2 separate regions of the Homo sapiens genome follow, and region 1 is linked to region 2. The links are chromatin contacts, found by Hi-C or POLR2A ChIA-PET in ENCODE. All regions are on one chromosome and are shown on one strand. The core of a region is the stretch at or near the end of the contact, and the rest is flanking DNA. Distances in the headings are between cores, read along the strand shown. Region 1 holds the start of NOS3 (nitric oxide synthase 3). Region 2 holds the start of TMEM176B (transmembrane protein 176B).

What was found. Hi-C counts contacts between places; a loop is a spot of excess contacts on that map. ChIA-PET counts read pairs that join two places held with the same protein, here RNA polymerase II (POLR2A). Pooled maps may share reads with other maps.
Region 1: a map of heart right ventricle shows a loop between it and region 2 (2.7-fold over the local background). The contact joins the promoter of NOS3 here to the promoter of TMEM176B in region 2. A Hi-C loop is called at or near these places in 30 of 168 maps with a recorded cell type or tissue (CD14-positive monocyte, CD8-positive, alpha-beta T cell, Calu3 and 17 more), 1 of 37 single-sample maps with no recorded cell type and 4 of 50 pooled maps. POLR2A ChIA-PET finds 5 or more read pairs at or near these places in 3 of 52 experiments (Caco-2, SK-N-SH and activated CD4-positive, alpha-beta T cell).

What each region holds. Positions count from the first base shown.
Region 1 is chr7:150,988,386-150,993,227 of GRCh38, reverse strand. NOS3 (nitric oxide synthase 3) reads right to left here and starts at 2,211. Exons shown (of 27, transcript NM_000603.5): 1 at 1,928-2,211. RefSeq lists a silencer at 222-252, promoters at 1-482, 1-1,049, 1,991-2,859, a cis regulatory region at 969-989 and enhancers at 4,130-4,289, 4,796-4,836.
Region 2 is chr7:150,799,114-150,804,050 of GRCh38, reverse strand. It overlaps TMEM176B (transmembrane protein 176B), which reads left to right and starts at 3,687. Exons shown (of 7, transcript NM_001101312.2): 1 at 3,687-3,753. It overlaps TMEM176A (transmembrane protein 176A), which reads right to left and starts at 3,282. Exons shown (of 7, transcript NM_018487.3): 1 at 3,223-3,282; 2 at 2,327-2,515; 3 at 1,726-1,836; 4 at 595-651; 5 at 219-431. The coding sequence starts at 2,500. RefSeq lists enhancers at 2,591-3,290, 3,291-3,990, 3,991-4,690.

The DNA.
Region 1 (4,842 bases), core at 962-3,461, 190 kb before region 2:
GGATAGAGGCCCAGCAAGGATGTAGTGACTTTTTGTCCTTGAGTCTGACATTAGGGTATCCCTTCCCCTCCCAGCCCCAATTTCCTGGAACCCCCACACCCCCATGACTCAAGTGGGGGACACAAAAGAGCAGGAAGCTGCCTTCCAGTGCCTCCACCCCCACCCTGTCATTCAGTGACGCACGCTTCCCGGGGCCGCAGGTCAGCAGAGAGACTAGGGCTGAGGCAGGGTCAGCCGGCCAGGGAAGAGCTTGATGCCCTGGTGGGAGCATGGGGGACTAGGGAAACTACAGTTCCCAGAATGCAGGTGGGGTACACCAGCACTCTCCAGGCACTTCAGGCCAGAGTGCATGCTGGGGTTTGTAGTTCTGTGCCATCTGAGGGGCTGGAGAAAGGCCACTAGCTGGGCATCTGGTCCACAGGGGTCGAAGCCTCGTGATTTCGAGACCTCAGAGACTGAGAGAAAGTTTAAGAAAGAAACGGAAGCTGAGAGACTGGGAGAGGCAGAGACTAGGAGCAGCAGACAGACAGACAAACAAACAAGAGGATTTGTGTTGGCCAGACTCCTCTGAAAAGCAGTGGAGGATAAGGTTGGGGTGGGCCTGGGTGGGGGGCCGGCAGGCGGAAGGAACGGGCTGTGCTCAGAGCTCTGGGGTCACACCAAGAAGGTGGGGTCTGCCAGTTTTGGAGGATGGAGGGTGAAGGGGCCTCATAAGCTGCTCCTGGACACTAGTGTGCCCTGCTGCCCCTGTCTCAGGAGGAGGGAGATGGAAGGGCGGCATTCAGCCTGGGCTTTGTCCCATGACCCCAAGCCTGAGGCCCCACCACACCCCACCACCTCGCCTTCCCAGTGAGGCAGGGGATGGGATCCAGCCCCTACTTTTCAGGCATCTTCTACCATGCTGGAGGAGACAACAGATCCCAAGTCTGGCTTCCATATTAAGCCACCATTTGAAATGTGCATGACCAAGGATGACTCATTTTCCTAGGTCCCAGTTAATGGAGCTGTGACTGGCATCCTCAGGGTCAAGGTGACAGGCAGCATCAGATGCTGACATCCTTCTGTCTTTTTTTTTTTTTTAGACAGAGTCTTGCTCTGTCACCCAGGCTGGAGTGCAGTGGTGTGATCTTGGTTCATTGCAACCTCTGCCTCCCGGAGTGATTCTCATGCCTCAGCCTCCCGAGGACGACAGGCACCCACCACCACGCCTGGCTAATTTTTTTTTTTTTTTGAGACAGAGTCTCGCTTTTGTTGTCCAGGCTGGAATGCAATGGTGCTATCTCAGCTCACTGTAACCTCCGCCTCCTGGGTTCAAGCGATTCTCCTGACCCAGCCTCCTGAGTAGCTGAGATTACAGGTACCCACCACCACGCCCGGCTAATTTTTATAATTTTATTAGAGACAGGGTTTCACCATGTTGACCAGGCTGGTCTCGAACTCCTGACCTCAGGTGATCCACCTGCCTCGACCTCCCAATGGGCTGGGATTCCAGGTGTGAGCCACCATGGATGGCCATTGTCTTCTTGCCTGCACCACTGGCTGTGGCCCGTCCCTGTGGCCACCTGACCCCTCCCAGGCCTTCCAGTCCCATCTGGGCTCCACACTCTGCTAGATTCTTCTGGAAAGCAGGGCTTACCTTACGCTTTGGCACTACCCAAAACCCTCAGCCAAGAACAAAGCCACTCCAGCACATTGGCCTGGCCCTCATTTTCCTTGGTGCACTGCTTGAATCCTCTGTTCTAGACAAATGGGCTTTCTCGTGTCTCCCTAATGGTCCTGTGCTTCCCTGCCCCTGGGCCGCTGCTGTGCTGTTCCCTCCACCTCTCCCTTCCGCCTCTGACAAATGAAAATCTTTTTCTTCCTTGAGGCCCAGCCTGGGCAGCTCTGGAGGTGCACCACCCAGGCCTCCCTCTTAGAGAGCAGGTACCTGCTGCAGAAGGTGCTGGTGGCTGACAGCTTCCAGATGCCAGCCTTCAGTCCAAGGCCATGTGCTTCCCTGGAGTCTTGTGTAGGATATAATAAATTCCTCTTCTAAGGTTTTAGCCTGTAAATTAAGTACAATGAGTTCTGAGATCCTCTCCAAAGATCCAATGCATCAGTATGTTCAGCTTTGTTCTTCATCTTAAAGTTTAACTTTCATGTTCTCTTCGTCTCCTTGCCCCTAGTTTCAGTAAACAACCCCCTCCTAGCTTCTATCACCTGCTCCGAACTGAGTCACCACTGGTCACCTGCTCTGACCTGAGTCATCCTGAGTCACCTGTTCTGTGACCGTCCTTCCTGCCAAACTACTTACCCTGCCAATCCGGCTCTTACCCCTGCTCTCTTTAAAATAGCCAGTAACAATTAGCTCAGACGGTGTGGTCCAACCCTAGCCAATAGGGGAACAACACAGCTGTAGGGGCTACCTGCCTTAGGGATAAAAACCCCTTCCCTTCCCTTGTTCAGGTGTGCTCTTGCCATTGCTCCATCTGTGAGATGCACCCTTCTATAGAAGTAAAATTGCCTTGCTGGGAACATTTATATCTGAGTGCTATTTCTTTTGTGGCACCGAAAATTTATTTCTAACACTTAGACAGTAACTGAGCCCCGGGGCGTCTGTGGGCGTAACATCCCCCGCTGGGCTGATGTGAGGCCCTTCTTCTTCTTCCCTCCTCTGCAGGTGTGAGCCTGGCATTGTGGGCCTGATCCTTCCCCTGCCCAACTCACTCCTGCTCCCGGTCCCTGTTATCTTTCTCAGGCATTGCCCGCAGTATTCCTCTTATGCTTCCAACTCCTGGGACTCTGCTTCCTGAAGGACCCAACCAACACAGTCGCAGGATGACTCCTCTGTGAGGTCTTCCTTACGTCCCCTTCTCCATGATCTCTGGGTGGCTGTCACCCTGTCCCCAAGGCCCCGGGGACAGCTCTTTCTCTGGGCCCTCCTGGTCGTGGTTTTTGGGCAGCTTGCTCTGTAAGTGTGGGTTCTCACTTAAATGAACCTGTGTGCTCTGAACCTGTGTGCTCTGGAAGACACAGGTCAGTTCCTCTCTGTGGGGATCCTCTGCTGGGTTGAGCTCCTGCACTGAGTGGGATTGCTTCATACATTGGCTTGTTTTGTTGCAAATGTGTGCAGCCGCCTGGGGACTGGAAGCTGTGCTCTGGAGGCAATGGAGAGGGTCCACTGAGAAGGGAATTGGCTGAGGCTAGATGGGTCTGTGTGGGCAGAAAGAAGTCAGTCTAGGTGAAGGGGAGGAGTGCAAGAAGGAGCACTCTGTGGCCACAGGGAGGATGGGTTACAGTTCAGTACAGCCAGCACTGAAGGCTGAGGGTCACAGGGAGGATGGGGTCCAGTTCAGTACAGTCAGCGCTGAAAGCTGAGGGTCAGAGTAGGCCTGGATTGGGTTTGAATTGGGGCAGAGGATGCCATGGCAGGGTCTTAAGAAAAGGAGGAAAAAAAAAAGTTAAACAGACAGAAAAAGTCAGAGATGAATGCTCTCTGGACAGGGGATTCCCTGCTTCCCCTTTCTTGGGCCGTGGCCAGTGTTGTCCGGAGTGTCCTGCCTTCCATCAGGGTGCTCTGATGAGAACAGTTGATTCCCCCGCCTGTCGGAGGAGGCCTGCCGTCCCCAGGGCTCTGCCTGGTGCTGGCCTGCTCTATGCCTGCAGCCCTGCCAAGAATGATGCCCATGCATCTTAGTGGCTGACTGCTCATATTGGTAACCATGTTTTAAAGAGGACTTTCCGAAAAAACAGTTTTCAAGGTTGGAGATTTGGTGTTCGGCTGAAAGAATTTCCATCTTCAATCATGAGATCTGAAGCTGAATGGGCTTTGGAGATGATCTGGTTGGGAACTGAGCCCCCTTGTCCCTGACAGTGGCTGTGTTTCCGCCTCGGGGAGGGCTGGCCCAGACCCCAGGGGTAAGGTGACAGCCTTCTGTGGGTGAGTAGGGATCCCTCCCTGGGGAGGGCTGTGCCCTGTGCCCCCTGCCCCCTCCATAATGCCAAAGAGGCGGCAAATCTTGCCCCTGCCTTCCCTCTCAGACCAGAGTGCTCTGCAGGGCTGGGCGGGGGACGCCTTGACCTTGGAGGGCTGTGCTGGGAAGGGAAGGCCTTGGGCCTGGGGTGTGTGCATGGGGGCCTGGGTGGTGAGGGCAGGGGTGACTGAGCGGAAGTCCCTGACTCTTTATAGCCCAGCCCGGGGCTGTTCAGTGTGAGCTGGAAGTACCCCACCCTTGCACTATGAGCAGCTTCCTTCCTGCCTGCTGGCAAGGACGGGTGGGGAGCGGGGAAAGGAGGGAAGGGAGGCGGGAGCAGCGGGAGAGGGGCGGGGAGCAGCTGCCGCCAGGCCTCCCCCTCCCGAGGATGTAACTCATGCTGAGTGCTGGGGGGCGGAGAGATTTGCTCAGCTTCCAGATTGCAGAATTGGTGCTGAGCCTTTGGTGAGGGCGTTGGGGCGGCTTCTGGGATGCTGAGGGTTCCGGGCTGTGGACGCGGTTGCCGGTCTGAAGGGGCTCCTGTGTTGATCCTGGGCGCCCCCTGGTAGCCCCAGCCCTTCTTGAGACAGCCACATGAGGGCAGCAGAGAGCCGAGGAGGAGCGATTTCAGCACAATCGTGGGATCAGACACCACGAAGGGAGGGGGAGACCCAGGGGATAGGAAAGGAGCCAACGGCATCGGGTGGTAGGTCTACACCAGCCATCTGGGGTCCCAAGGTGGCTCATTTGGGCCCACCCCCAGAGGAGCAGATTGGGACAAATCTGCGCCTCCCTGCTTCCTGCACAGACCACATGGGGTGTGTCAAACCGAAGGCTCAGGAGGTATCTTCACATACACACGTACACGCACACACATACATCCATGCAT
Region 2 (4,937 bases), core at 2,438-4,937:
TCATTTATTATTATTTTAATGCTTGTATTTCCCACTTGTCTGTAACACCCTACAGGAGCCATTTCTATTTTGTCTGATGCTTTGTCTTTGGTGACAATACGCAAGCTTGGTGCAGAATAGGTAACACCTATTTCTGGTGGAGAACCTGACTCTTGCCCCTGGCCTGGCCTGGCCATCCCTGCCCCACCTGCTGCTGCCCCTTCCCCTTGGCCACCTACCTTCAGCATGTCCATGAAGGAGGTACATAGGTGTAGCCTTCTGACTTCTTCTGGACTCTGAGTGGGGGCTGGAGTGTTCCAGTCACTCGAGCTGGAGATGCGGCAGGCACTGTTGTAATAAGAGTAGCCATATCGGAAATCTTCATTCCAAAGTTTGAGGGCAGCGATGGCTGTGGAGAAAGCTGCCAGCGTTAGCAGAGTCCTCAGCAGGGCCTGGGGAGGGAGGAGGCAGAGAGAAATCTTTGTGTTTCAGTCTCTCTCAGAGTCCAGTCGGGGGAAAAAAGGGCAAGGCCCAGAGAAGCCTGCAACAGGGCAGGAGATTGGGGTGACCTCCAGCCTGAACCTGGTCCCCTCCCATGCCCTTCCCTGAACTTACCCAGTATGTACCACCCCGTTTCTCGTAAATGAAGGCAGCAGCTCCAGCCAGCACAGCCTGGGGAGAGATTGAGCCAGGAGCAGGCTTAGTACAGGAAATGCAACTCCTCTCCCACGAGAGAGCCTCCATGCAGGCCCTTCCCCAGCACACAGCTTGGGCGGGAGGTTTCATGCTAAGCTTTATTATCCATGGTAAGATAATTGCTGAGAGGGTGGAGCCTGGATCCAACTCCTGAGGCTGCAAAAGGCCCTGCTTTAGTGACACCTAAGAGCTTGTGGTCAAGCCAGGTGTGAGCCCCTCTTCCCTTCTAAACCTTCCTTTTTAAACAACACCAAGTGCTTTATGAAAGTTCTAGGGATGGTGGGATCCTGTGGATAAAAGTCATGGGGTGCTGGAGAAGATCTCAATGAAGGGTGAGTCTATACAGAGTGGGCACTGTTAGGTCTAGAAGCCTGTCCTAACAGTGCCCAATAATCCACTCAGCTGGGCTTGAAGAACAGGAAATCTAGTATGTCCCAGTGGACAGGTGGACCTGAATCCTGTTTGGCTAATTCTGTAATTAAGCTGGGTATTTTGCCACAGGCTGGGTGAAGGTAATTACTCTCGGCTTCTGTCAGTAAATATGAGTGTTTTAGTGCTATTCTGAGAGTGTAGGTACCATGACCAGCCTACCCAGCTCCTGTGCAAACTGCACACACCCATCTGTTGACAACAATTCCTGGGTTTCCATTGTGTACAGGGCCTGTGGAGGACAATGAGAATAACCAGGGGGTGATGCTTCCTGGGGGACCACATACTATCTGGAACGCTCTGCCTTCCCCATCTCAATGCAAGTATCTGGAGATGAGCAGGTCCTTAGATCCTTAGTTGACATTAACTGTTGAAGGCAGGGAGAGGCAGCCAGCCTGGTGGGAACAGCACTGGGAAGGGTATGGGAGAGCAGACAGTGTGAATAGGACATGCCACCACCGCCCTCAGCTGTTTGCTCATCTGAACAGGCAGGGAATGGTCCTAGATAATCAGATCTCTCCGACTGCCAGCATTCTGTGGCGCCATGTTGGAGGAAGGCAATCAGGAGAGCAATGCCCCACCCCTCTCACAGGCAGTCAAGCACTGTCCTGCTCTACTCACCACAGCCCCTGTCCAGATGGCAGCTCCCGAGGTGACGAGGAGGGTGTAGTCGCGGATGTAGAAAAATCCTCCTAGGACTGCACTCAAGATCCCCAGCACGATCTGCATCACCTGAAAGACAAAGGACCCAAGATCCCGGCTCCTAGGTGGACCTGCCACTGCAGGGATTAACCGCTAAAACCCCAAAAAGAGAGGGAGAGGTAGAGAGAGAGAGAAAGAAAGAAGAGAAGAGAAGAGAAGAGAAGAGAAAAGGAGAAGAAAGAGGAGGAGAAGGAGAAAGAAGAAGAGGCAGGAGGAGGAGAAAAGAGAAGGGAAAGGAAGGAGAGGAGAGCCGGCCCATCCTGAGTTTGGCCCAGAGGAAAGGATGGACTCAGGGCTCCACTGATTGGGACTCTGCATGGTCAGTGGCTCCTCCACACCCCTTCAGCCCAGAGCCTCCCCTCCCCAGGCTCTTACTGAGAAGGCCAGAGAATCACATCGCTAAGTAAGAAGACATAACTGGCTCGGTGTCCTGTTCAGAGGGAGGCTGGCAGAGAGTGCTGCTGCGGCTGGAGGTGGGGAGTTCCTCCCGCCGCCCGACGAGGCAGGCCGTCACACTCACCCACGAGGCCACCAGCAGCCGGCTGCTGCCCCTGGCCTGGGTGGCCCGGGGCCGCAGCGCAGAGCAGCAGGTGAGCAGGAGCTTGGCCAGGGCAGACTCCTGGTGGATGTGCACATCGATGTGGGTGTGCTGTGGGGCCTCCGGGGCCATCTCATCACTGTCGGCTGTTCCCATTGTCAGGGACACAGTCTATGAGGAAGGGAGCACCAGAGAGGAACGGCTGTCAGAAGATTTTCGCAGATTTCATTGGAGTTGGGGAGGTCAGGGGCCAGTGGTGGCTCAAAGTCACCCAATGAATGGCTGTCCTGGTCACAGGGCCGCACCCCTGGCCCCTCACGAGGGGAATGTGTGTAGCAGAGGGGGTGCTGACCATGCTGGAACTGCGGCGACTACAGAGCCTGCGGGAACCTCCCCTTTCGCCCAAGATCTGCTCTGTCCCCCTCATCCTCCTCCCAGGGCCCTGGCGTCTGGGTCAAGCAGCGCCCCACACCTCGACCCCTCACCCCCTCCTCCCGGGCTCTTCCTGCGGCCTCCCCTCCACAGTCCGCAGGCTCTGGGACAGGACCGAGTCCTTGGCTGCCTGTGGAGCTCCTGTGCCAGCAGCTGCGCCCCGGCTGCGCTCCGGATACCCCCATCCCCGCCACCGCCGACCTCCCGCTCCACCGACTGCTGCTCACGCCCGACGGGTTCACGCCGCCCCTGCCCCGTGAAGGACCGCGCTGCGGTGCGGAGGTAGGTCAAAAGCCGGGGCCGCACCTGGCTTCCTCTGCAGTCCCCTTCCTGGAGTGTCATCCCTGGGTGGGGGTCCCTCCTACGCTCCTCCAACTGTGCGGAGGCAGCTCGGGGTGCGTGCGGAAGGAGGCCCGGGGGCCGCCGGGAGTGGGGTGCCGCCTCACCTGCGCTCCTCGGGACCTGCGAGCGGGCGGCGGGAGGGCTGGGGCGCTGGCTGGAGAAGTGGGTTGAGAGTTGGAGGGGGAGGCGGGGAGGGGAGGCGGGGGTGGGGCTGAACTTCAGCCCCTCGGGTTCATGACAGGCTGCAGGGCCTGGGGTCCGTCTGGGGTTCTCCTGCTGCGCGAGGGTCACTGGGCTCTGGGGAGCTGGGAGGGTCCGCGGGCGGACGGCCCTGGGAAAGCCCGTGGGGTCGTTCTCGCCTCCAGCCCCGCCCGGCCAGGGCCGGCGTGCAAGTGTGCGCGAGTGGGAGCGCAGGGGGCGCGCGGGGGCTCGGTCTTCTCCCGCCCGGTCCGCTCCTCCGGGCGGAACCCCCTTTGCCGGGCCCCCGGGCCGCAGCTGGTTTCGGGAAACCGCGCAGCCTGGGCGGGGCCGCAGCCCCCACCCGTGCATCTGCCGTCTCCGCCCTCCCGTCGCTCCCCTGCTCGGGGTCAGCTAGTGTCCGCTCTGCTCGGCCGCGGGCTCCCGGAGGACTGCAGGTGAGGCAGGGCCTCCGCGGCCCGGGAGACCCTCTTGCCGCAGGACCCTCTGTCACGAGGAGTCCCCAGGGCCATGCCCCCACCCCGTCCTGTCCACAGGACGTCTTTCTTCCTCCAACCTGGTTTCCAGGAGGACTCACGTAGGAGGGAGGGACAGCTGGGTGCAGGTGTTTCTCCCCAGAAAAACGGCTGGAGAGCGGGAGGAGAGGCCTGGGGCTGGCGCGTCCCGTCCACCTTCTGCCGCCTGCACGCCTGGACCCTGGCTGGAGCCCTACGGTGGGGTGGCTCCTGGGACGGGGCCAGGGAGCGGCGGGGCTGCCGGACGCTTTCCCCAGCCCCGGGGCACGGGAAGAGCTGGACAGAGGAAAGTGTTCGGGGCAGCCGGGAAGAGCCCACCACCTACCAGGCGTCGGGCGGCCCGCAGGGGAATCTCCGTGGTGCCGGCCTGGTTCAGATCCGACTCTTCAGGCGGGGGCGAGGCAGATCTAGGGGTTGGCGTGGGGCGGGGGAAGCGGTGGTCCTGGGGGCCCGGAGGTAGCTGGAACCCGAGGTGCCCTCAGGGCGAGGCCTGGGCCGTCAAGGGAAGGTCTGGCTGGAATCTGGGGCTGGGCTGGAAGCAGTCTGAAGCTCCTTTGTACGTGTGCGGAATTGTCTAACTCCTGTCCTTTCTAACCCCAAGGAGGCCAGGTGGGTGAAAGAGTGAAACTGCTTTGAAAAGTAGGTAGAGTACGAATGGGAGGTGTTATTAGAATTGTTAATAATATTTGATTTAAACTGTGATACTTAGCCAGGATGTCCATTAGAATTGCCTATGCAGGATTTATTTTAGAGCCAGGCAAGCTGATTCTAAAGTGCATGTGAAGAAGTAGTCTAGCAAAAATGGCCATGACAATTCTGAAAGAAAAACCACACGAGGGGATCATGAAACAGCCCAATTAGCATTAAGCTCCATGTTAAAATTGTGGTAATGATGCCTAGCCCATGAGACATGCCAATGGGCAGAATATAAGGACTAGAATAGGCCTACATTCCTAGGGGAACTTCATTTCTGCTCAGGAGAGAATTTTAAATCACTGAGAAAAAGAGGATGTATTTTCCGCAAATGGAACGTATCTTTCAGAAGTTAAACATCTGAATGACAGCAACAGAACTTGGATCCGTGTCTCCCAACGGCGAAGGTTGGT